2 separate regions of the Homo sapiens genome follow, and region 1 is linked to region 2. A link is a loop called in an ENCODE intact Hi-C map of the cell type or tissue named here. Cell type or tissue: GM12878. All regions are shown on one strand. Links, peaks and the distances in the headings refer to the core of each region. The heading gives the core; the rest is flanking DNA.

Region 1 (12,863 bases), core at 2,633-10,632, 520 kb after region 2:
AACCCTTGTCAGCACCTGGTTTCATCTCATCATATTTGTCTCTTACTTGTTTAATGTTTTTGCCCCTCCATACCACCAACTAGAATTTCATGAGGGCAAGAATTGTATCTATTTCATTCACAGATGAGTCTAGAAAAGTGCCTAATCCGTAAGAAACCATACATATTTGTTGAATAAATGACTGGATAGATGAATGACTGAGTCCCTACACTCCACCCCAACCATAACTGAATGCCGCATTATTATATTTTTTAAAATATTGCTCAAGAGGGCCATTCCCAGCAAGACTCACCACTAACCCATTCATTCATAGTAGAAGGAGCAAGCACCCTGGTGATTCTTCATACCAAGCTCCCCTGTTCTAAGTACTGTCTGCCTGGGTATGACTTCCAAGGGAGCAGAGCTAGAGTAAATTCTACTTACTTTCAACAGCCCCAACTGCAGTATCTAACAGAAAGAGGAAATACTACATCATAGTAGCTCACGGAAAGAGAAAATCCTACCTCATAGTACTGGTACTGACCCAATAATGCAACCATAGTGGTGTGGTGTTTTATCACAGCGCTGGTTTTGGCCTCACTGAAATTGGCCACATATGACATTCTTTCAATATGTGGTTTTATGAAATCTCCTAGTACTAAGGACATAGGCAGGAAGATCCAGGGCAGAAAGCCAGGATCCAGAGAGCCAGCAATATGTTAAAGTAAGGGCTTAGACTAGGCAATAGGTTAGTACCTAGGCAAGGAGGTTGCCAGGGATCAAGAGGCACATGTGAACTCAAGGTCAAGGCAAGAAGGTGAAAAGCTGTAGGCTTTCAGTCTTCACAGCCCAAATCCATCTGGTACTCTAAGATACTCTAAGGTACACTAAGGATTCCCTAACAAAGGGTAGGGAAAGGCCTCTGGTCAAGACATATATATATATGTGTGTGTGTGTGTGTGTGTGTATATATGTGTGTGTGTGTGTGTATGTGTGTGTATATATATGTATATATACATATATATACACACACATACACACACACACACACATACACACACACACACACACACACACACACATACAGAATCCTGAAGACCTGCAGAAACCAAATAGGACAAAGTGAGAAAAAGAAAAAAACTAGAAGTGCTAGGCTCATAGAGACCCAGATTTAGAAGCCAATTCCTGTCCTGATCAGGAAGTTTCTTAGATGTTTCTTGTGATGAAAGAACCCTGTATGAGAAAGCAAGGAAGTGAATCAGCCAAACTTGATTAGGAAGGATAAGGAACAGGGTGAACAATAAGAATAAGGGCAAATTCTATAAATAGTTTTGTTGGAAATAGGTAAGCTCTGACTCTAGAGAAGCAGGGGTGTGAGGGGGAGGTTGTCAGAAGTCTTCAGCATGTAGAAACCAAAGTTACTATCAGTCAACACGTGACTAGGTATCAAAGAAGGAATGGCATTGTAGGAAACTGGCTCTGCCATGGAATCCTGATGACCTTACCACACATCCACATAGAGCATGCAGGCAAAGGCTGAACCACAGACTGAGTCTTGGTGGAACGCATTGTGCTATTTCTGGAACATTAGAGGACTAGAAGCCTATAAGGAGCTGCTACGAGGAAGTCTCTCACTCACTTCCCTCCCTCTCCTGGAGGGGCTGCAATGAGATCGTTTCTCATCACCTGCCTGATTCTGATGAGGTATGGGGTTTTCTGCTATGCCCCCCTTAGAACATAAAACTGCTTTTATGTATAATACATAAATGTACATTTAAATTTATAAAATATAAATTTTATATAAATATAAAATACAAATAAAAGTTATAAATATAAATTTATATTATTACGTATTATGGTGAATACAAAGCTACAGAACATAAAACTGCTTGGAGGCACCCTGGAATAGGCTCCTCAGCAATGGGGTATCCCACAGTGTGCAATGCAGTCATCCAGCCTCTTTTCTTTCCATGTCATCCTTTGTAGCGTATGGGACAAGGATCACAGGGATCTGGCACTTTAAGGCTTATTCTGCTTTCAGCTGTCTATGTAAATAATAAACTGTCTAAATCTAAAAGTGGTTCATTGTATCTTTACTGGTCAGATCAGTCAAGCCTTCGCCTTGACCTTGTATTATATGTGTGAGATTGACAGGCTTTGGACAAAAAGAGAGACAACCTTTTCATTTGTAACATGATGTTTACTGTGAAGGAATTTCCTGCTGAGAAGTTTGGGCTAAAATATTCAGACATGAGTTAATCCCCCCTGAAGAAATCCTGACACAGTCCAAACCCACTACTGAAACCAAACTTAGCTCCATGCTGACACACATCTACTTTGAAGCTATTGGCCATTTGCTACAGGGGGACAGGGTATCCCAGCAATGCAGTCTCACAGGGCCCACAGCCATTGTCTCTATAGAATCACAAAAAGTCATGTCCAGCTCTCACTTCAGGCAAGTCTCCACTTTACTCGTCTCAACCCAAGGCCAACTTGCAAAGATTTATAGAAAAGATCCACTGTGTTCTCTACTACTTCAATCTTTGATCTACTGGACATTCTTACTTAAGTTTCATGATTCTCACACTGTATTGATGGCCAGCAAGATCCTTCTGTGTCCCTACAAAGGCAGGGAGCCCAGTACTGAACACACACAGAGTGGTTGGCATGTATAGCACAGTCCTGGACCTCAGGAATTTATATTCCAAGGAGAATGTCAAACTGAAACACAAAAACAAACATTTAACTATACAATATATGGTGCTATGTAATAAAAAAAAAAGTGCAAACCAGGGGTTATAGAAGTGAAGAAGAGAAGGGAGTATTTGCTTCCAACTATGGGGATTAAGGATGACATCATAGTGGATATGTCATTTGAACTGGACCTAGAAAAAGTAGATAAAATGTCAATAATCAGAGAAGAGAGGATAATTGAGCAAACAGAAACAAGCAGAAAACATAAAAAGACCCTAGAATAAAAATAATTCTAGGAACAATGGAGATTTTTTTAAATTCTAATTATTTTCTTCAGACTAGTTTGAAATGATCTTTGCATCTATGAAATATTGACAAGATAGGCTGGGCACAGTGGCTCACGCCTGTAATCCCAGCACTTTGAGAGGCCAAGGCGGGTGGATGGCCTGAGGTCCGGAGTTCGAGACCAGCCTGGCCAACATAGTGAAACCCCATCTCTACTAAAAATACAAAAAATTAGCTGGGCGTGGTGGCAGGTGTCTGTAATCCCAACTACTCAGGAGGCTGAGGCAGAAGAATTGCTTGAACCTGGGAGGTGGAGGTTGCAGTGAGCCAAGATCTCACCATTGCACTCCAGCCAGGACAACAAAAGCGAAACTCTGCCTCAAAAAAAAAATGAAATAAAATATGGACAAGATATTACAAGCAAAAAAACAGAGAACAAGAAGAACCTTTGGAATTTAAAATATAATTGCCAAAACAAGAGGGAATGGATAGTGAGTAAATGGTAAATGTAAATGAATATAAGGATAACCTAGTCATTCAAAATATTGAACAGTTAAAGGGAGGAGAGTGAGATGAGAGCAGGCCGGCAACAAGTAGAATAGTAATAACAACAAAATTAACAGCAGCAGCTATAGATTACTTTGCTCCTACAAAGTGCTAGTTGCCTTACATATAGTACTTCATTTACTAATCACAAAACACAGCAAGGTAGGTATTGCTAGTAATCAATTGTACCAAATGGTGACTATAATAAATAATAACACATCGTATACTTCAAAATTTCTAAAAGAATAGGTTTGAAATGTTTTCACCACAAAAAAAGTATATGAGGTGACTGATTTGTTAATAGGCATGATTTAATCATTTCACAATATTAACATGTATAAAAATATCACATTGTGTCCTATAAATATACAATATATACAATTGTTATTTGTTCATTTAAAATAAAACAAAAAATAATAACAAAGAAACTGAGGCTCAGAGAAATAAAGGATCTTGCCTAATGTCAGACAGGTAGCAAGTGGCTATGGTATGTTGGCCTCCAAAACTATTGCTCTTAACTACCTCACTTGCAGGAAAGCAGAGGGGAAGCATCAAGGTAAGGAAGAGGTTGAAGGTGTCAGACTAAAAGGTCCAGACCTTCAACCTCTTTATGTATGGAAACAAGGTCCTTGGCTGTGCATGGTGGCTCATGACTGTAATCCCAGCACTTTGGGAGGCTGAGGTGGGTGGATCATGAGGTCAGGAGTTCGAGACCAGCCTGACCAACATGGTGAAACCCGTTCTCTACTAAAAATACAAAAATTAGCCAGTGTGGTGGCGCGCAACTGTAATCTCAGCTATTCAGGAGGCTGAGGCAGGAGAATCGCTTGAACCTCGTAGGTGGAGGGTGCAGTGAGCCAAGATCATGCCACTGCACTCCAGCAGCCTGGGTGACAGAGTGAGACTCCATCTCAAAAAAAAAAAAAAAAAAAAAAGGGTCCTTCAGGAGTTGAGGAGGGATAAGTTCTCTGGAATGAGTTGGGAAGTGGCAAGGTGATGGAAAATCAGCCTTCTGGGAAATGGGGGAACGTTTCTTCCTCCAAGACTATGAACACTGCTGAGAGGGGACCCAGGGAGGTTGAGACACAGTGAAGCAGTAGCAGATGTGCACCAAATGCAAGAGGACCTTGAAACCAATGCCAGCTCTGCCTCCAAGAACAAGCTGCTTATGTCTGATGACTCATTTCCCAGGACAAGGCCAGTTCTTGGCCAGCAGCCACTAAGAATGCTGCAGCAGGGCACTACTCCACACTGGTAGGCGTTGTCACACCCAGACCACCTCCATTGGTCTTCAGAAAGTGTGCCCAAAGCCTAAAGCCACCTCTGACTTTATGACATTGAACTATTTCATTCCATTTGGCCAATAGAAATGCAAAAAGGATGAGAGCAAACCAAGGAGGGGAGATTGCAGTTCCAAATCATTCCACAAAAATGGTCTCTAAATGCATCTGAGCTGGCTGCTTATAAAGGGCAACACAGGCACCAAAAAAAAAAAAAAAAAAAAAAAGAAGAAGAAGAAAAAGAAAGAAGGAAAGAAAGAAAAAGAAAAGAAAACCTGACTACCCAATCCTTAAAAATTGTTCAAGAGTAAAAGCCCCACAAGTCTGAATTCCAGAAACCCAAGGCGGGTGGCCTTTTCAAAGAGCTCAGTTGATTTTATCACCATCCCTAGTCTGAATTCGCTGCACATTTCCTCCCTAATCCAGGATGCGATAAGAAACCAACATAACAAGAATTCATCTTCCCCAGGAAAAGGTGAGCATCTCTGAGTTCAACAGAGACAACTGGAACCTAATTGCATTGCCTCTTTCAAAGCCTTCCAGTAAAAGTGTAAAACGAAAGAGGACTGAAAGAGGCTGCTTAGCGCAGCTACAATGTGATCACATTTTCTTTTGAAAAATGACACACCAAGTAGCTGCCATTTTTAGAAAATGGCAATTTCATCTGAAATCAGAGCAAGTGTCACTCTGCAGCAAAAAATAAAATCCTTGTTTCAAGAGCTTTGGAACCTGGTCCCCAAACAGCAGTATTTCCTGGCTATATTTGATTAATATTACACAAAGGGTAGGATGAAGGGAAGGTGGGTCTGGAAAAGGAAAAGCACCTTTGTGAAGAAAAACAAGTATGTGGCCTTCAGGGAGCTAAGCACATGTTTAATTTTGTGTTTTAAACTTCTCAGCAGACTGCAGATCTATAAAGGGAATCACTGAAAGTGAAGATAACGACGACTTACCCAAAGCATCATGCTGTTTTCCGCAAGACAGGGCGAGAAGTGAGAAAGCAAAATCTTTGCTTCAGTTACACAAACTCCCTCTCCTTTGCAGAGAAACTTGCTAGCTGAAATGGAGCCAGATGCTAATACGGGAGCCTCAGCAAACAGCTATGTGCTTGTCAAACACTGACATCTACTGGTCAGTTCTGAAATGGCTTCTTTTTTATTTCTGAAAGACCAGTCAACTAGACAAAAATAAATTCCCTTGTGCTTTTTATTGGAGGCTTTTTCTTCTTTGGCCCTTTGAAAATTCTTAACCCGTAATTTAAGTTTTACCTCTGTAAAATATACAGAGTTATTTAATTTATATTTTGATTCTTTAAGTTATAAGATTGTTATTAAATAGGGCATGAGAAAAAACGCAGAATATCTAATCAGAATTTGTTGAGTATAATAATCATTTCTTATATCCATAAAACACTAATGAGTTTCCAAAGCATGACCAGGTATATTATCTCATTAGGTATTCAACAACCCTGTGAAATGGGATGATCAAGACCATCCTATTTTACAGAAAGGACACAAAGGCCCAGAAAAATCTAGCTAATAAATCCAAGGTCATAAAGAAAGTCACAGGTGATGCTAGTTCTAGAACCAAGGTTTTCCAACTTATAGGCCAGGACTTTAATCATTGAGGCATTTATCTCCACATTTCCCCTTGTGGAAACAAATAAATTACTCTCAGCTGGTGAGTATAGAGGGAAAAGGCAAATGGGGACACGCAAACACACACCCTCTTTCTTTTGCTTTGTACTATTAAAGTCCCGACATGAACTAATGAGCAGAGGGAGAAAGCTGCTGTGGATGAGAGCTACACTCCATTTTAGTACTTCAAGAAAGATTTGGTCAAAGCTGATTAACCCATTGGGCATCATAAACCTTTCTGTCCAGCATACCAGAATCAGCCACCACAATGAAGTATGAAAATTGATCCTTAAAAAATGCACTGAAATGTCATTCAGAGAGATTGAGGGCCAGTTACTTAATGCCCAGATGTATTCACCCTCCCCCAACCAGGGCACACAGTTGCTTCCTGATAATGCTTACAAGCTTCCTAATTATTATCAAAATTAAAGGTACATAGGGAACCTTGAAACATGGGAGGCATACCTGAGAGCAAGGTGGGTAGATCATTAACGAAATTTCTCTCTTCTGTGGACAACTTACCAAAGGCATCAGAATTTTAAACTGGGACCTTTTTTTCCCCCGGAAGAATTAGCTGGGTTTCTAAAACAAAAATCAAACCATGGAGGTTGAAACACAAGTGAGTACTTCATAAATATTCCCTGGAATGAAAATATTGCCAGGAGATTTCTGAAGAGGGCATGGAGCATCTGCCTTAGAGGGCCACTGCTAAACTTGTCCTGTTGCCACTTTGCTAAGGAAAGGAGGAGCTTAAGAATGTTGTGGGGTTGAGGTGGTAGGGAGTTAAGAAAGACCAGCAAACTAGACAGCTGAGTAACACAAATCAACTCTCGGGGTTTAAATAGCCCTGTCCTGAAGCATCTTCATGTCTAGAAAACCAATGTATCAACTTCTACCATTAATGTCCCTTTTAAAAGGGAATAATGTGGGTTGTCATATCAATGCTTTTTTTCCCACTCCTAGGGATCCTGTCCCAACTCAGAGCCCTGACTTGACTTCTCTTCCCTACAAGACCTTTCTTTTAATAACAATAACAATAACAACAATAGTAACAACTGAGGCTAATTTACAGCAGGCACTATTTGAAGGGCTTCACATATATGAACTCATTAGTCCTCACAACAACCCTACCAGGTTGTTACTATTATCTCCACTTTATAGATATGTAAATTAAGTCACAGAGATTAAATAATTTAACCAGGATTTCACAGCTTCTAAGTGATGGTGCTAGAGTTTAAACCCAGGTCTGTCCAATTTCAGTGCCCCCTCACTTAACCTCTATATCAGTGGTTTTCTTTTATTATTATTATTATTATTATTATTATTATTATACTTTAAGTTTTAGGGTACGTGTGCACAACGTGTAGGTTTGTTACATATGTATACATGTGCCATGTTCTCACTCATAGGTGGGAATTGAACAATGAGAACACATGGACACAGGAAGGGGAACATATATCAGCGGTTTTCAAAGTGCAGTTCCTGGACCAGCACCATTAGCATCACCTGGGAACAAAATTCTCAGCCCTCTCTCCCCACAACCTGCCCCCAACAGACCTACTGAAACAAAAACTCTGAAGTTTGGTTGTTTTAACTTTACTTTTACAAGACACACAGGTGATTCTGATGTACATGACAGTTGTGGGACTCACGCGCTACATGATACCGCCTATCTCTAAAGGGTAGTTGGGGATATAGAACCTTCAGCCCACAAAGAGTCCAGTCAGGATATTGCTTGATATCTTGCCATTTGCCATCTTATGATAAAACTGGAGCACGAGATGGTAATTCCATTTGATTGTGGGCCTAGGTTAATCATAGATGTTTGAGTATCATACCTTTTTCGTAGGAAAATTCCACATGCAGATCAGTAACAGTAGATCCATTTTTCAAATGCGGAAATCAAAGCCATTTAAGTCATTGGAGAATTGGGTTTCGAAAACCTCATTTAGTCCATTTTCCCTCCTCCAGAAAAGTAAACATAACCAATTTGAGGGCAGCAGGTAATTATCTCCATAAAAATTTTTAAAGTATCTAGAGACGGAATAAGAAAATAACTTTTGAGACTTGGACTGCAGAGTTGTAGTCTTTCAACCCAGGCGTCATCTGATCTCCTTTATTTTCTTTCTTCCCCAGTGCCATTCTTCTATAGTCTTTTTACCAGAAGGACCCAACTTGGCATTTTCCAAAGTGTGTATGTGTGTGTGTGTGCACCACACACGTGCACTGTAAGACTTTAATCCCCTGAGATGCTTGCAAGAAAAGGGTTACAGAGTCAAATCAAATTAAAATTAAATTAGCCTGTAAAGGCTGGGCACGGTGGCTCACACCTGTAATCCCAGCACTTTGGGAGGCCGAAGTGGGTGGATCACCTGAGGTTAGGAGTTCGAGACCAGCCTGGCCAACATGGCGAAACCCTGTCTCTACTAAAAATACAAAAAAATTAGCCGGGCGTAGTGGCGCTTGCCTGTAACCCCAGCTACTCTGTAGTCTGAGGCAGGAGAATCACTTGAACCTGGGAAGCAGAGGTTGCAGTGAGCTGAGCTTGCGCCACTGCACTCCAGACTGGGTGACAGAGACTCCGTCTCAAAAAACAAAAAAAAAAACAGCTTGTATTTATCGAGCATTTCCTAAAAGCCAAGTACTCTTTTAAGCAGTTTGAATATATTAAAACCACTCTGATGTAAATATTACCATTATCCCCATTTGACAGATAAGGACACCTGGAGCACAAAAAGATAAAACAGACTTTTCCAAGGTCCTATAAGGAGCAAGCGAAATATCCTAGCTGGGTTCTAAACCCAGAAAGTCTGCTATCAGAGGCCCCCACTCATAACACCACGGTTTACTGCCTCTTTTTGAGAAATTCTGCAGATTTCATCTATGATTTTCCTCTATCAGAAAAAATCTCCATATACATTAGCCCATTTGGAAGTCCTGCAGTAGAGAAATGTGCTTATATTTTATAACCCAATGTCTCCCAAACTTACTTGATCAGGGAATCCTGTTTTGTAACACCTGTTAAGCTCTCCAGAACAAAAGATCTTAAAAACACACTTTAGAAAAACCTAATTTGGCCTGAGGAGGACCACTCTTTTGCCCAATCTGTAAGTCATTGTGAGAAGACAGATGGAATAATGGAGAAAAAAAGTATGTGCATGTATATGCATGCGTGTGTGTATCTTAGAACAGTGCCAAAAACGGAATAAGTGCTATGTAAGTGTTTACTCTTGTTGTTGCTGGTAATGGTGGTGGTTGTGGTGGTGTCATTCTTAACACATATCTAATGCCTTTACTACATCTTTGGCTAATCTCGAAGGACAAGAAAGACAATTATATCATCATGAGGGAAAGAAGCTTATTTTATTTCTCTTAGAGTACACAAATGCAATTGGTATCACTGACAGCAAAGGCATCATGCCACCATCTCAGCCTTTGCATGGGCAACACTTAGTAAGAGGGAAACACAGCATACCACCCACTGTAATACAAATGCCTCTGTCTCTGTGCATATTGTTAATATTGGGCAGCTTCCTCCATCCCCGCCCCACTTCTTGGAAGCTCGAAAGTGCTTACCACCTTTATCCAATTTATTCTGGAAGTTTTGGACTATTTGCTTGAGTTACTCCAGTCAGATGGAGATTTGGCATGACATTCAGAAACCTTTCTTTCAAATCTCTGTGCTTCCAGGAATGCTGCTTGATAGCACCGAATATTGAACTCGTAGCGTGTTGGAGCAGGAGGCAGGTATGAGGAAGAAGGCAGAATTCCACGTGTGACAATTAGAAACCTCTCATACTGAAGAACAGGAGCTGGAAGGGCCCCAGGCTATCTATACTGTGATCAATCTGGCCACTCATGTCAGGTTACTATCATAATCATAATCAATAATTCCCCAAACCATATGAAGCTACAGGTAAAAGTGGGATATTAATGATCATAAACAGCATTTTCTCTGGTTTTCCCCCAAATCTATCATTACAGTATCTCTAGGTTCTCCACTTATTTCTCATAACCCCCATGGGTTGTCTCAAGTCTACCCATAAAGAAGCCTTCTCCACTTTACGGACTTCCTAGACCTTTGCTACCTATACCAAACCACAGGCACCTCATCGCTGCTACCAGTGCCTACCATGAAAGATGACAGCATTAATGTTTGTACCAAGGATACTGCTTAGTTCCCAAAGTCTCCAAGGCCACATCAAGCCACTGATGCTGCCTTGTACTGCTCTTTAAACAATATGGCACAAGGTGCTACTGCTGTGCCAATTACTAGAGACTGGGTAGCATCTGCAGCTCTGTGCTGCCCCTGGCATCACTGATGTGCTAACGCCTTCCAAGTGCCAAAGCTGAGTTCTGCTCCCTAGAAACCCCATGTGCCACAGTTGGCTATGTTCTGAGCTAACTCTCAATTAGGTAGGCATAAAAGCGGTGCTGCCTTATCTTTCTTCCAATATCCCACAGAGATCTTTAGAGAAACTACTGTTTTTTTCTGTTTGTGTTTTATTTTTACTTTCAACACCTCTTTACCTAAGATTTAGACATAAATTCCTGGGAAACTAGATCGATGGGTAAATCTTAATGGTGGGCAATAGACTATGCTCAGATTTACCCCAACTCTCCAACAACTAAGCCCATTTTATTGGACTGAGCATGTCCAATAGCATGTCTATTAGGGTATGTGACTCCCTTTCTTTCTTTCTTTCTTTCTTTCTTTCTTTCTTTTTTAAGATGGAGTCTCGCTGTTGCCAGGATGGAGTGCAGTGGCAGGATCTTGGCTCACTGCAACCTCCGCCTCCCTGGTTCAAGCGATTCTCCTGCATCAGGCTCCCGAGTAGCTGAGACTACAGGCACGCGCCACCACCCCCAGCTAATTTTTGTATTTTTAGTGGAGACGGGGTTTCACCATGTTGGCCAGGATAGTCTCCACCTCCTGACCCCGTGATCCACCCACCTCGGCCTCCCAAAGTGCTGGGATTACAGGCGTGAGCCACCACCCCCGGCCTGTGGCTCTCTTTCTAAGACACTCCTTATAGCCCATGAGGAAGTAGGATGAGGTGTCTCTTTACAGCACATCCAAAGATATCTGAATCCTAGTGGAAAACCTAGACTTGTCGCTTACTAGGCTGTCTTCTACAAGAGACTTTATTTCCAGCATGTCAGTTTTGCAAACCAATCTAAAAGACTGCAGGAAGATGCACTGGACTAGACAGCAAACAATCAGAATCCAAATTCCAGTTCTATCATTTATCAGCCATGTGATCCCTGGGCAGGCCATTTAACCTCCATCTACTGGGATAATAACTCCTGTGCCTACCTCAGGTTTGTCTATTCAAGAAGTATGTATTAAGCTTCTTTCTAAAGATAAAAGGCACAATTCTGGGTCTGTTGGAGATAAAATGAATAGTCACAGATTTTGCTAGCTAACATCATACAAACTAATGATAATATTTTTAAGAAAGTATTAGTTGAATACATAGTAGTTGCCCTGCACTTTACATGTTATCTCTTACCTCACAGAAACCCTATAAGATGTGCATGATTAAGCCCACCTTACAAATGCAGAAAACAAAAGTTTAATGAGGATCACAGATTTGTTCAAGTCACACATCTAGGAAGTGGTGGACCTGGGATTCAAATTCAGGTTTGTCCGAAGCCAGAGTATGATTTTTCCACTAGACCATACAGCCTCATGTATAAATAGCTATAATATGAGGTAGAAATGTATTCATTTCATAGGGCATAGATGAAGTGCCATAGAATCAAATGAGATGCATATGAAAGTGTTTTTATAAACAGTCAAGCTGACACAGTTATAAGGTGTTTCTGTTATTGTCATTAGGGTAAGTGCTCTATAAAATATGCTGGCTATAAAATTCCATCTGTAAATAGGAGTTAACCAAGTCTTGTAGAGATAATAAGAAAGGAGTATTTAATTTCAGCTGCAACAGATCATTGGAAGGCAACTGGTGCCTCATATTTGATCACTCTTCTAAATATTATTGCCCAGCATCTGTATATGGGCATGGGCAACCTATGTGAATGGATCAGAGCCCCCAGAGGTCAATGGTACGATCTGAGCAGAATGAAAATTAGTTCAGCACGTTGCAGCACACTAGACAGGCCTCCTGAGAAGACATATTTGGATGGGCTATTAAAGTCACTTGGTGAAGCAGGGCCTTGCTCAAAATGTGTGGACTACTGTGATCACTATGAGCAAGACCATGTACCCCAGCAGGATATGAAGAGCTGGCTTTTCAATGCAAACTGACACAGGGTCTCTTTATTGTGAGTTCAAGATCTAATAATCACAGCTTACATTTACTGAGCAGCTACTGTGTGCCAAGCACGGAGCTAAGCACAGTTAGAGTACATCTGAAGTCATCATATTGTGATAAAAGCTCATTGTATTTACCTGATTTAAGAACATGAGTTTTGAAGT
Region 2 (12,863 bases), core at 2,116-10,115:
TGAAGTGGGGCTAGGTTAATTGCCCAAGGTCTCATAGTTAACGAACGGAGGCTGGGTCAGAAACTCAGTTTCTGGAGGCAGATGATTTGGGGCAGGCGGAGATGAAACCTACCAGACATGGTTCCAAGGCCTTACTTATGACTGTATCAAGTACTGATATTGTACAGCTATTATAAAGATTAAATAAGGTAATTAAAATGAAGGCCTTCATGTTCATCACATCATAACAACTCAATAAATATTAGCTTTCAGTGTTCTCAGGCAGAATAGCATGACAGTTAAGAGCAGAGGATCTAGACTCTCGATTCATGTTACTTGGGTGTGACTACTTCACAAGAAGCAATATGCAGTATGGTTAGGGGGGTATATTCTGAAGCCAGATAGCCTGAGCTTGAATACTGGCTCTGTTACATTTTAGCTGTGTGATCTTAGACAAGTCACTTAATCTCTCTGTTCCTTAGTTTCCACATCTGCCTAGTGGCAATAGTAGTAGTACTCCCATGGGGCTGTTGTGAAGACTAAATAATTCTATAAATCCTGCTTGGAAAAGTGAATATAACACACTGAGCACCATATAAGCATCATATAAGTATTCACTACAATTATCTACTTCTTTTGGGCTTTATAACCTTGGACAGGTTACTTAACATGGTTTCAAGTTCCTTGTCCGTAGAATGGGGATAATACAATTTTTGTGAAGATTAAGCAGTATTGCACATAAAGCCCCTAGAACAGCTTGTTATGTCATACGTATGCAAAATATTAACTATCATTATTTTCGGTGGTGAAAGGCACCAAGTGCACCAAACAAATCAATTCCTCCATCATTCTAATAAACAGATGGTTAACATGTGCTATTAGTTTTTGTTAGATATTATTTGTTGAGAACAAATAATCTCTGGAGGAGAGGCTCTGATCTCAGTACTTTTCAAAAATTTCCAAGGTGATTATAACATACAGCCAAAATTGAAGACCACTGCACTGGGAACGATATTTCCCCATCCTCCCCTAAATCTTACAGAGAGGTGAGGCAACAAAGATGACCATCTCAGCTTCTAAAAGAAACAGAAACAAAGGATTGCTGGGGAACAGAGAGAATACACAACAAACCTTTTCAAAATGAATCTTTTTTTTCCTTTCAGCTGAGAATCACTGAAGTAAAGTCGGCATAAGTTAAGGAGGCAATGCAGCCAAAACAGCAGCCACAAATATAAGGCATTTTTATAATCTCATGTTTTTGTTTATTTTTAGTATTCGTGAATTTTGTTTCTATTACATGATGCAGCTACATTTTGAATTAAAGTTGCATTTGCTGCATAGTGAAGCTGCCTCCCAGAGAAGATGCATCATGTTTGTCCCATGGAACCTCACACAGCCCTGATATAATGCCATCTACCTGTGCCAGGCAGCTTTCAAAGACAAATCCCAGTGATCTCTGCTTCCTACTAACCATGCCTTTTTACAATCCCCTCCTATAGCAACTTGCTTCCAATGAACAGAATATGACAAAAATTATCGTATTTCACTGTCATCATTAGGTTACAAAAGACTGGGATTTCCATTGTTGTTAGCATTCTCTCATTGGCTCTGTCTGAGGGAAGTCAGCCGCCATCTTGTGAGCTGCCCTTTAGAGGCCCGTGTGCCAAGGAACTGAGACACCTCCAACCAGTAGTCAGCAAGGAATAGTGACCTGCTAACAGCCACAGGCATGATATTGCAAGCAGATCTTTCCCCAGTAGAGACTTCATTACAGCCTGTTAGAAACTCTGAGCTAAAGGATTCAGATATGCTGTGCCTGGATTCTTGATCCACAGAAAGACAGTGAGAAAATAAATGTGTGTTGTTTTAAGCCACTAAGTTTTGGGGTAATTAGTTATGCAACAATAAGTAAGTAATATAATACTATGCTCATACCATACTTATATCTCAATTTAAAGCAGCTGCTGCAACTATTACTAACACTACTACTAATAATAATTGCTAATATTTTTCAGCTCTTTGATTTTCCAGGCATTGTACTGAGCACTTTAATATGTAAGATTTTTTTTTTTTTTAGACGGAGTCTGGCTCTGTCACCCAGGCTGGAGTGCAATGGCACAATCTCAGCTCACTGCAACTTCCGCCTCCTGGGTTCAAGTGATTCTCCTGGCTCAGCCTCCCAGGTAGCTGGGATTACAGGCACACACCACTACAACTGGCTAATTTTTGTATTTTTAGTAGAGACGGGGTTTCGCCATGTTGGCCAGGCTGGTCTTGAACTCCTGACCTCAAGCGATCACCCGTCTCGGCCTCCCAAAGTGCTGGGATTACAGGCTGGAACCACCGCACCTGGCCTAATATGCAAGATCTTTTTATATCCTCCCAGTAATCATATATGGTAGGTACTGTTATTATCATACACACATCTACATTTTGCAGTTCAAGAAACTGAGGCACTGAGAGATTAATAACTCGCACAAGATTCAAAGGGTTAGCAAGTAGCAGAGGCAGGATTCTGACTCAAGTGATGTTGATTTAAAGCTTATTATATGCGCACAGTCCAAGGATTGAGTTTCAATCTCAGTTCTGTCATTTACTCTTTGACCTTGGAAAAGTCATTGCAATTTGTTGAACCTCAGTTTCCTTATCTGTTAAATGGAGAGACTAACAGTGCCAAACTCACAGAGTTATAATGAGGATTAAATAAAGTTATGGTTCTAAAATACATGGCACAGTACCCTCATCTGGCAATGTGTTGCCATTATTAAAGGCTCTCGACTAGCATTTGCAGAGCCTGGGACAAGGGTATAAACGGAGGCCCACATACCAGATGTCTACATATTTTAAAAATATGTATCAAAATTTAGGAATAGTTAAATAAAATATGTTCTATCTTCCTACCTTGAAAAATATACTTCAAAACAACTTCGCATGCCAGGTTCAAATTTTTAATTCTCAGATTCCCCAGAGTTCTGAACCAAAATATATCAGTGTAGAGACAGGTAACTCCAGATCTCTGACTTGCTCCCTTCTCTTTCCATCCTAGGCTCCATCCCACACAGTGAGTAGCCCCACACATATGCATGTGGACATTCCAGCCTACACATCCAAGTTCTGACTATACTAAGGTTGCCATATTCTATAAATAAAATTCCAGGGTGTCATATAGTTCATCTGGCAACCCTAGACTATACTCCCCTGTGCATGGTATTCCTCAGGCCTAGGGATGCACACACTGGCAGCACAAAGTCCCCTCCCTATAGAGAAGAGTGTGGCTAAAGGAGGGCCAGAGTGAGGCCTTTTAGAAAAGCATAAAGCCCAGGGTAATAGCACTTCTTGCCCAGGTCTAAGAGCGGACAGGCCCTAAGCAATTAAATCAGTTTTGTTTATGGATCTCTTTTCTGTCTTCCACTTGCTGCTTTTTCTGTACTGCTTTATCTCACACCAGTGCCTTCTGACTGCTTTCTCATTTCTCCACTTGGCATGGACATTTTTCGTCTTTCCTGACCTTCCTAACACCAGAAACCCCAACTCTGCTGATGAACAACAGTAATCAGTAAGTGATCATGGATACCGATAATATGTTATCCAGAGAAGAATGACTCTAATGATGGTGATTTTAGACATCAAAGTGAGCTAAACGGCATATGAGCCACATGGGTAGCTGGGGATTTTCTCAGGGACCAAGTAGAATGGAAGAGAAAAGAATTCAGATCCTTAGTACACCCTCGGGTCTATTTTCCTATGTTCCTGATTTAACTCTGGCCCAGAAACACTGACAAAAAGCCCTGTCCTCAGGGTTATATTAATCTCCATAATGCATACAAGTCACAGCTCTGATCTCTACTCTCCCTACCCTCATTCCCACTCATGATTCCCCACCCTCTGAATTATTGTCAAAGATCCCTGGAGAGCAGTGAGGGAAGGGGTAAATTATATGTATTTGTGTTTACATCCAAAAAATGAAATCAGTAATAGAAATCCAGACAAAGTCCTAAAACAAAATGATGGAGCAGGCAAAAACAGCCAGGCCATCATTAAATGATCATATTATGAAATGGGATTAATTTTATTCAACAATCATCTTGTAAAGGCATATTAATCAAAAGCTTCCTAAATATAAATAAAACAAGGCACAAAGAGAATGGGCAACATTTTCCCCCTATTGCTTGAGGTGTTATATTTATAATCCGTACTTCTACAGAAAAGATCCTAAAGCTGAGGGAGGCCACAAGCACATTTCCATATTCTTAGCAAACCCAGAGATAAAAAAAAGTCAAGTCAAGGACATCAATCCTGGCACTGAAATTACATCCATCTCTCAGGAAGATGACACACAAGCCAGTCAAACAGACAGAGTTGGTCAAAACGTGTCTTAAAGAGGTTGATAGAGGCTTGACATCTGAGCACAGCTCTGGAAGATAGAAGTAATTTCCCTGAAAGATAGAAAATGACTTGGAGGTTTAAAGTGATTGCAACCTCTGGAGGCAATAACAGCAGAATGTATTTGCCAAAAATGATAATGCCATCTTAAGCTGTTTAGCAAATATGAATAAAATGATGTCTTGTTCCTTTTTAAGCATTAGGTGCCAAGTCCTGAATGAAGTGCTTTTTATGTGCATTATATTGTTTAATCCTCACAACAGCCCAGAGAATATCATTATTATTTTCATTTTAAGAATGAGAAAATGGAGGCCCAAAAAAGTTAAATACCTTGCTCAATATAACATAGTAAAAGACAGAGCTGCTATTTGAACCCAGAAAGCTCTTAACCATTTGTTAGATCGCTCCTTTGGGTGATTTGGGACTCACACTCCTAGAGAGAAATTGATAACATGTCCAGAAAAGGTGACCAAGGCTGTGAGGGGACTCCAAACCATGCAATGTGTGGAAAAGTTCAAGAAACTAGAGATATTTAGCCTGGAAAAAAAAAAAAAAGACTCAGTTAGACACAAGATCCATGAACTCATGGATTATGTGTCTTTTAATCACCCATATACCCTTAATTTCTACCCTAATGCCTAACATATAGTAGGTTCTCAATAAATATTTGTTGAATAACTGGATGAATGAATTAATAGCAAAAAAAAGATGAATGCATTACTTCAGTGCTGTCTTGAGATGTACAAATGCTAATCATGTGGAAGAGATATTATTCTAATATTCTGTGTGATTCTAGGAGCAGAAGTTATAAGGTGTCAAATCTTAACTAAAAATAAGAAAGATACACTAAGAATTATTATGGTCCAGCAGGAGAATGGGGTTATCCCAAGAAATTGTAAACTTCTTGATTATAGTAGTAATTTTTTTATTGACAATGAACAGATAAGACAATTTTGTGTTTTTGTTACCCTTGTACAGATAAAAAGCAGAACAAAAAGACTTGCTGACTCACTAAAGGTTATCAAGTTGACTTTTTAGGTTCAAGCCATCATCCTTACCTTTTTTATTTTTTCTTTAGAGATGGGGTCTTGCTATTTTGCCCAGGCTGATCTCAAGCTCTTGGCCTCAAGTGATCCTCCCACCTCAGCCTTCCCAATAGTTGGGATTACAGGCATGCGCCACGGTGCCCAGCCCATTCTTACTTTTTGAGTTTAAACCACAAATTTCATTATAAATATCTAAACTCAGGCACATGTATATAAAGTGGTAGTTTGCTTGAGTTTATAAACATGATTTGGATTTGATTTTTCTACTCCAACTCTATACTTTTTCTTCTTAATTTTTATGGGTATATAGTGTGTGTATATATTTATGAGGTATATGAGACATTTTGACACAGGTATACAATGTGTAATCACATTCAACTCTATATTGAAACCTACTTAATTAGTCCTCAGAATTGCTGGCCAATAAGTTGCTAACTAACACATTTGAAAAACCAATAGATCAATGCTGCTTAAGGTAGTCCGCTTGCCCTAGTCAGTTGCTTGGAAGCAAATCTTCACGGATTACACTGCCTGTGGCCTAGTTAGGCATAATTTCTTCCTCCTGCCCAGGCCTCATGCTGGAGAGTAGGCTTCTTACTGAAATGCAAAGCTTTTCAAGGATTTCTACATGTGTTGAGAAATAAGCCATTCTGGAAAAGGGCTTTGCAGTGGGAGGCAAGGTACAGAGATAGAGTTTGGGATTTGCCCTATATTCAGCTTTTCAGAGGACACTGCGCTATTATAGTCCAAGCTCAGCCATATCAAATGTACTATTCCCTGAAGGTTGAATGAACTCCAACAGAGTTGACACACTGGTTCGCAGGAGCCTCCCTCCTCAGCAGAGAAACTATTAAGATCTACAGGCTGAAGAAGTATTCCCCACTGATAAAGTCAGTGAAATAACCACCATATTCATTAGAAAAGAACTCCTCTTACCACAGCTAGGAAACAGAAGTACAGCCTACCTGGCAAGATGTCCAACTAACAGTAATTAGCCACCTAGCTCCCAAAAGCTTCAAATCACAGTACTTGCCACAAACATGCCGCCCACTACCAAGAGAGAAGTTTCTAACAAAATGAAGTTTTTTTTTTTTAAGAGCACTTGACAAAAGGTGCTAAAATACTCAGAATAAAATCTCAAATTGGAGCTGTCAAAGACATCGGGATAAAGCACTGCAAAATACACGCCTGAATGTGCTGTGCTGCTTCAAGCCAGACCACACTGCCACCTACTGAACAAGAATGTGCATTCTCTTGGCCTCCTGTATACTGAATGCTTCCTGATATTCATTCTGAGAAATGTGGCCATTCTTTTCCCCCTTCTCAGAGCAGTTTGGCAGCAGGACAGTCAGCCCCCTCTGTGAGCCAGCAGCACCATCTTCTCTGGTGCCCACCTACCATAGGAAACTTGAAGTAACTGGATGGCAAGCCAGCACGATTAGACACTGACTCATTTGTTCCATGACAGAAGTTGGGGGAGGCAGAGTCCAAATGAATGTGAAGAGATGCACACATACTGAAAACAACTGAATCACAAGGCAACCACAGGGAAGAAACTGCTGACAAGCATTTGAAACAAGGCACCCATAACCATGAATCACTCAGCATAACAGCTGGGTACCAAATGATTTGTAAATCTAGAAGATTCAGAGATAACTTTGCAGGAACAACCTACATGAGACACAACTCTTAGTTCAGATGCCCTGCACTAAAACAACTGAAAAGCAGCAATGGGCATTGTACTAATTTCTTCCCCAACTGTTACTTGCCACCAAGCACCCACAATTAGTGCCCTAGTTTCAAACCTGAAATCACAAATTACATGGGGAAAGAGTTGCAGGCTGAGAGGCTGATACTTCCATTAGCCACTTAAGTCTTTTCCATGAAAATTGGTAAAGATAATTTCTCTTCTCACGACAGAGACAGGGAACAAGAAGAGAAAAAAGGAAAGGAGAAAAGAAAAAAAGGAGGGAATAACAGTGGCATCTCCATTTACTAAATGCATGTTATAAACCTGATACTTCTGTAGGCATTTTAATATGCCACTATTCCTAAACCACTAAACAATATGACTAGTTTTACAGAAGAGAAAACTGAGGCTCAAAACAGTAAAAGCACTTGCCCAAGATCATATCGATAATGAGAGACAGAATCTGGATTGTAAACCGGAAGTAACTGGTTATTATGAAAGAAGAGAGAGAGAGAGAAAGAAAGAAGCTACTTGGCCAGAGCTGCTGTCTGTGGTCAGATGAGCAAGTTGTTCTTTTTCTGTACCAAAATTAGGCAGAGAGCGGTAGCTTACTTGAAACCTGATCAATTTTGCTAGGCTTGTAAGTGGTGTAAATGTGGCTAGGCAAAACCAAACCAAACTTGTCAGAAGTCATATTTGTCTACCCTTCCTCTAACTGGTTTCCATGAGCATAGACACAGTATTACCTCCAACTCTTAAGAATCTGTGTTCAAGAGAGGGGTTTGGGCCATTTTCCACAGAGATGGATAATCAAAAACTCACTAATTGCCAAGTGAATCCATGGCTTACCACATTGTTGAGGTGGCAAAACTTGTCACTCCAAACAATGATGTTGTATAGTGAAAATTCAGAAAGTGTCTGAAACCTTCCAGCAATTTTCTATGATTCATAGCACTTTTGAGAATGGATAAACCAAGTTCACACGGATGCTAAGAACTGTACTAAGAACTACCTTCTCCCAAACTTTCCCTAGTACAAAGTAAACAGTTAAGCATTGCAATTATAGTCAAGTACATATCAACCTAGGATGCCAGAGCTACAAAGGAACTTGGACACCACCTAATCTGATCCTCTTATTTGAAAAATGAAAGGACTGATAACAGAAAAAAAAAATCCTTATCCAACTTCTTCTTTCTATCATTCATTCAAGAGCTCCAAAGACCCATCAAACTACTGTTGTTGAATGTGCTGGGGAATGTGAACAAAGTGAAAGACATAATCTTTGCCCTCAAGGATTTTCTGATACAGTTCAAACTGTAGATCCTTTTTATTTTATTATTTTATTTTATTTTGAGACAGAGTCTTGCTCTGTCACCCAGGATGGAGCACAGTAGTGTGATCTCGGCTCATTGAAGCCTCTGCCTCCCAGGTTCAAGCAGTCCTGTCTCAGCCTCCCAAGTAGCTGGGATTATAGTTGTGCACCACCATGCCTAACTAATTTTTGTATTTTTAGTAGAAATGGGGTTTCCTCATGTTGGCCAGGCTGGTCTCAAACTCCTGACCTCATGTGATCCACCCGCCTCAGCCTCCCAAAGTGCTGGGATTACAGGTGTGAGCCACCACACACGGCCTGTAGATCCTTTCTAAAGGACAACATTCTGTGGATCTGCCCATGATAGCATTATACTGGTGGTGTTCACTGAGTATGAAAATTGGCAACGACCAAAAGTTGCTATGAATTCAGTCATGCTCTTAAATATATTTGTATTTAAATAAAACCTGCACCTGAATCTGAAAATGGTATATATATATTTTTTTTGAGAAATTATTTAGTTTCCAAACTTTGTTTTTCTTTTTTTCAGAAAGCACCAAGGGCAATACTTTGTAGCTGCAGGTTAGAGGCAGGGAACTGCTGCTACAGAGAAAAAAACTGAAAACACTACAGCGAGATCCAACTTCATACTTTGGCAGAACTGGAAGTGACTGACTTACATGATATGTTTTAATGGATGCCAGGAAGGTTTACCTGCCCCAATATATTTTCCTTCCCACTCTTTCATATCCTTTACTTCCCTCTGCTATACTCCACACTCTCAACTTTCTGAAATTTCAAAGACCAAAGCACATATGGCTTTACAAACAATTGCTGCTCAAATCTAGCCTCTCAGAAAGGTGTACAAGCAATCACATATACTTTTACATAGGTTCCCTAGCTGAGTCTGGATAAAGGGCATTACGAAGTGGGTGAATAACAATTCACTTCTACTTGGAAAAACCTGAGAAGAGTCTGGGCAGGGTATACCAGCAGTTGGGTAGGGGTGAGGGCTTAGCAATCTGGAGACAGCATGAAGATTTACTTGATGCCTAGGAGGCAGGAGAATTACGGTAAGGAGACAAGATGAAAGAAACATTATCAAAGGTAACTTTTACTAAAATTAAAATGTTTCCTTGGATCATCTCATACTAGAGAGTGTTACAAGAGTACATCATAGAGTGGTAAGTGGTATAGTACACAAACTAATGTGGCAGAGAAGTTAAGATAATAAACAAGAGCTCATTGCATTTTGGACTATTTTGTGAAGACTTCATGGAGAAGTGGGATCTGAACTGGACCTTAAAGTATACGCAGAATTTGAAGAGGTGAGGAAAAGGTATCTCAGATTTAGACAAAATCATTAAGCAGGAGTAAACATTGGGAATAGAGGGGGAAACAATGATCAAGTCAGCTTGAATGGAACAATGAGTAGGTATTGAGAGTCATGAGAAATAAGGTTGGGGAGAGATGGTGGCACAATATCATGGCAGGTCTTGGTATCAGATGAAGGAATTCATCCTTGATGCAGGCAATGGGAGTCTTCACATGCTCTGGAACAGGTGAGTGACACAATGAAAAGAATGCATTAGTCTAACAGGAAAATGCAGGGTATTGTTATTGCACATGGGCTTCAAAGTTAAAATCCCAGCTTTTTCCATTTATTAGCTATGAAGCCATGGACAAGTTATGTATATTCTGTATGTTACTGGTTTTTAATCTCTAAAATGGTAATATTAATATATACCTCACTGAGTCATTATGAGAATCAAACTAATCTTCAAAAAGTACATTAGTACAATGCCTAGCACACAAGAGTTCATAAATAGCAGCTTTTATGCTAATAATCATATTATTATCATCATTACCAACAATAATATCAAGGGAAGCAATTAGAAAGCTATGGTAATAGTAATCTAAAATTTAGGCCTTGGTCAAGCATGGTGGCTCATGCCTGTAATTCCAGTACTTTGGGAGGCCAAGGTAAGCAGATTACTTGAAGTCAGAAACTCGAGACCAGCCTGGCCAATACCGCAAAACACTGTCTCTACTAAAAATACAAAAATTATCCAGGTGTGGTGGCACACACCTGTAATTCCAGCTACTCAGTAGGCTGAGGCATGAGAATCTCTCGAACCTGGAGGCAGAGGTTGCAGTGAGCCGAGATTGTGCCACTGCACCCCAGCCTGGGCGACAGAGCAAGACTCTGTCTCAGTACATACATACGTACATACATACATACATACATACATACATACATACATACATACATACAATTTAGGCCTAGATAATCTCCTAGACTAGCCCATTTGCCGAGGTCACAGAAAGGAGAAATTGACTCTCAAAAATATTCAAAGGAAAGATTCAACACAATTTGGGGACAGATAGAACATGAAGGGTAAAGAAGAAAGAAGTCAGAAAGAAGATTCCAGGGCATAGGAGCCATGGATAACAGCAGTACACACAAACAGCAAAAATGAAGAAAAGAATGCAAAGAGTGGGTGGTCTGGGTGGTATAAGAGATTATTATTTTTTGTAAAACATTGAGTTTGAGGAGATTTAAATATACTCAAGTGATGATATTCTGACCAATATTTGAAAATAGTGTATTAAGGTCCTTAGGACAGGAATGGAAAAGTAGATTTGAGAAGCAACTACAAGGAGTTGAAGATGGAGAGTAGATAAACTTGCCAAAACAATAAATTTACCAGGAGGAGCACAGAGAAAGGAAAACAGAGCCTTGAAGAACAACCACAATTGTGAAATAAGGTAGAAGAAAAGTGTAAGAAGTTTTTAAGAAGTGGGGAGAGAAAATAAACAGTACTTATCTTTAAGAATAGTTACACTAGAGTGCATTATAAAGGATTCAAATTAATCACAAAAGGGAATTTCCAAGCTAAGGTTGGAATGGTCTTTTAAAAAGATATGGTTATCTGCTGGAATAATTTACAGATTACTTATAATTTAAAAGGTAATTATAAACATACATTTATTCAAAAAGCATCTACTGGAGTTCTACAAAGAATGATGCTAAGTGTTGCAGGGGAGACGATAAGGTATATTAACTTTGTCCTAAAGGAGAGGGGTAAGCTAGACCAATGTATGTATTTATAAACATTTAAATCACAATATGAGAGTAACATAGAAACTGGAGACAATAATTGTCAAACTGTAATATGTAACTAAGTGCCAGATAACTGCTAATAGTTCGGAAGAGACAAAACTTTGGTATACAGTCACCAACAAAGGCTTTCTGGAGGATGCAAACCTTAATTGGGATTTTAAACCATGGATTAGTAAAAAACGAATTGGAACAAAATTATTATACATTAAACTATTAATCTTGAACACAACATTTATCTAAAGGGGTTTATCCTAGATATTGAGCACCAGAGAGTCTAAAAAATGAAAAGTTTCTCCAAGTTGGTGTTCCCAGAACTTTCTCAGTATAGTCAATATCAAGCTTGCCTTCCCTTCTCAACTCCATCTCATAGGGCTCTTCCTGGAAAGTTTAGTAACTCCAGTGAAAATACTGCAAGTTTTCTGACTATAACTTTTCAAACCTGAAAAATACCCTAGGAAAAAAACCTTCATAAATAGAAGATGGGCCTGGCCTTGATTCACAGTCTTCTGGGTTTCATGTTTTATACACAGGCAAAACTAGAAATCATTAAATGCCAAAGGGTGATCAGGGAAATAAAATCATCAAGTAATAATGTCATGATCTAGCTGAGGAGCCTTGCATTCAGAGAATGGAAATGCACATTGCAGAAAATTAAAAAGTAAAGTAATCCTTTTAATCCTGATTCTCCAGGAGAACTGAGAGGGGAGCATAAAAGGGCAAAAAGCAAAGGTCTGGCTTCATTTGGCCTGAGGAAATACTGGCTGTGAAAGGCAAAAGGGATGGAGAAAATGGAGAAATAACTTTGCTTTCCTGGTAAAGTCTGATATTAAGATACAGGAAATGATTTTTAAATTATATTTGTGTCTCATTTTATAGAGCACAGAGTGGCTATGCCCAAAGCATTAAGAAAAAGTGGCCATGTCCCCAAGAAAGCATTACCCTTTCAGGAGACTATCAGGTTGTTGCCTTTTTACATTTCCCAAAGAAGACCCACTGAAATTCTCCATGGTAATAGTAGGAGGACTAGTTTGCAGAGAAAGGAATAGCAAGAAAGTCTGTGCCGACGAGAAGATCTTGCTTTAAGGAAAGCTCATGTGTAATTTTTTATCTTTCTGTAAGATCATCTGGAGCAACTATCAGCTTTACAAAGCATTCTTTGCTGCAAATAATAATAATAATAGTTATTATTACCATTATTTTTTTCCATCACAGCAATGGGCTAAATGCTCCATGGCAATTACCACCCACCACCCATCCCCCAGAATTCACTTGGAGCAATTACACAAAGTGAAATCTAGAGGTGAAGACAAGAAAGACTGATGATAGGTT

The links. A loop is a pair of places that touch in the nucleus more often than their neighbours do. Peaks named below come from ENCODE experiments on the same cell type or tissue, not always from the same donor. Only the 100,000 strongest peaks of a DNase experiment are listed, where the experiment ranks them.
Region 1: it touches region 2 in a loop (6-fold over the local background); 7 of 110 quality-filtered maps call a loop at or near these places.

Annotation. Positions count from the first base shown.
Region 1 is chrX:120,783,261-120,796,123 of GRCh38, reverse strand. No RefSeq gene overlaps it. Among named protein-coding and RNA genes, the nearest start is that of CT47B1, 86 kb to the left of the region's middle. In GM12878, for the core only: a CTCF peak has its summit at 5,906 (motif pointing left); a DNase peak (open chromatin) is centred at 5,843.
Region 2 is chrX:121,302,483-121,315,345 of GRCh38, reverse strand. No RefSeq gene overlaps it. Among named protein-coding and RNA genes, the nearest start is that of MIR3672, 62 kb to the left of the region's middle. In GM12878, for the core only: a CTCF peak has its summit at 6,644 (motif pointing left); DNase peaks (open chromatin) are centred at 6,895 and 7,705; H3K27ac peaks cover 295 bases.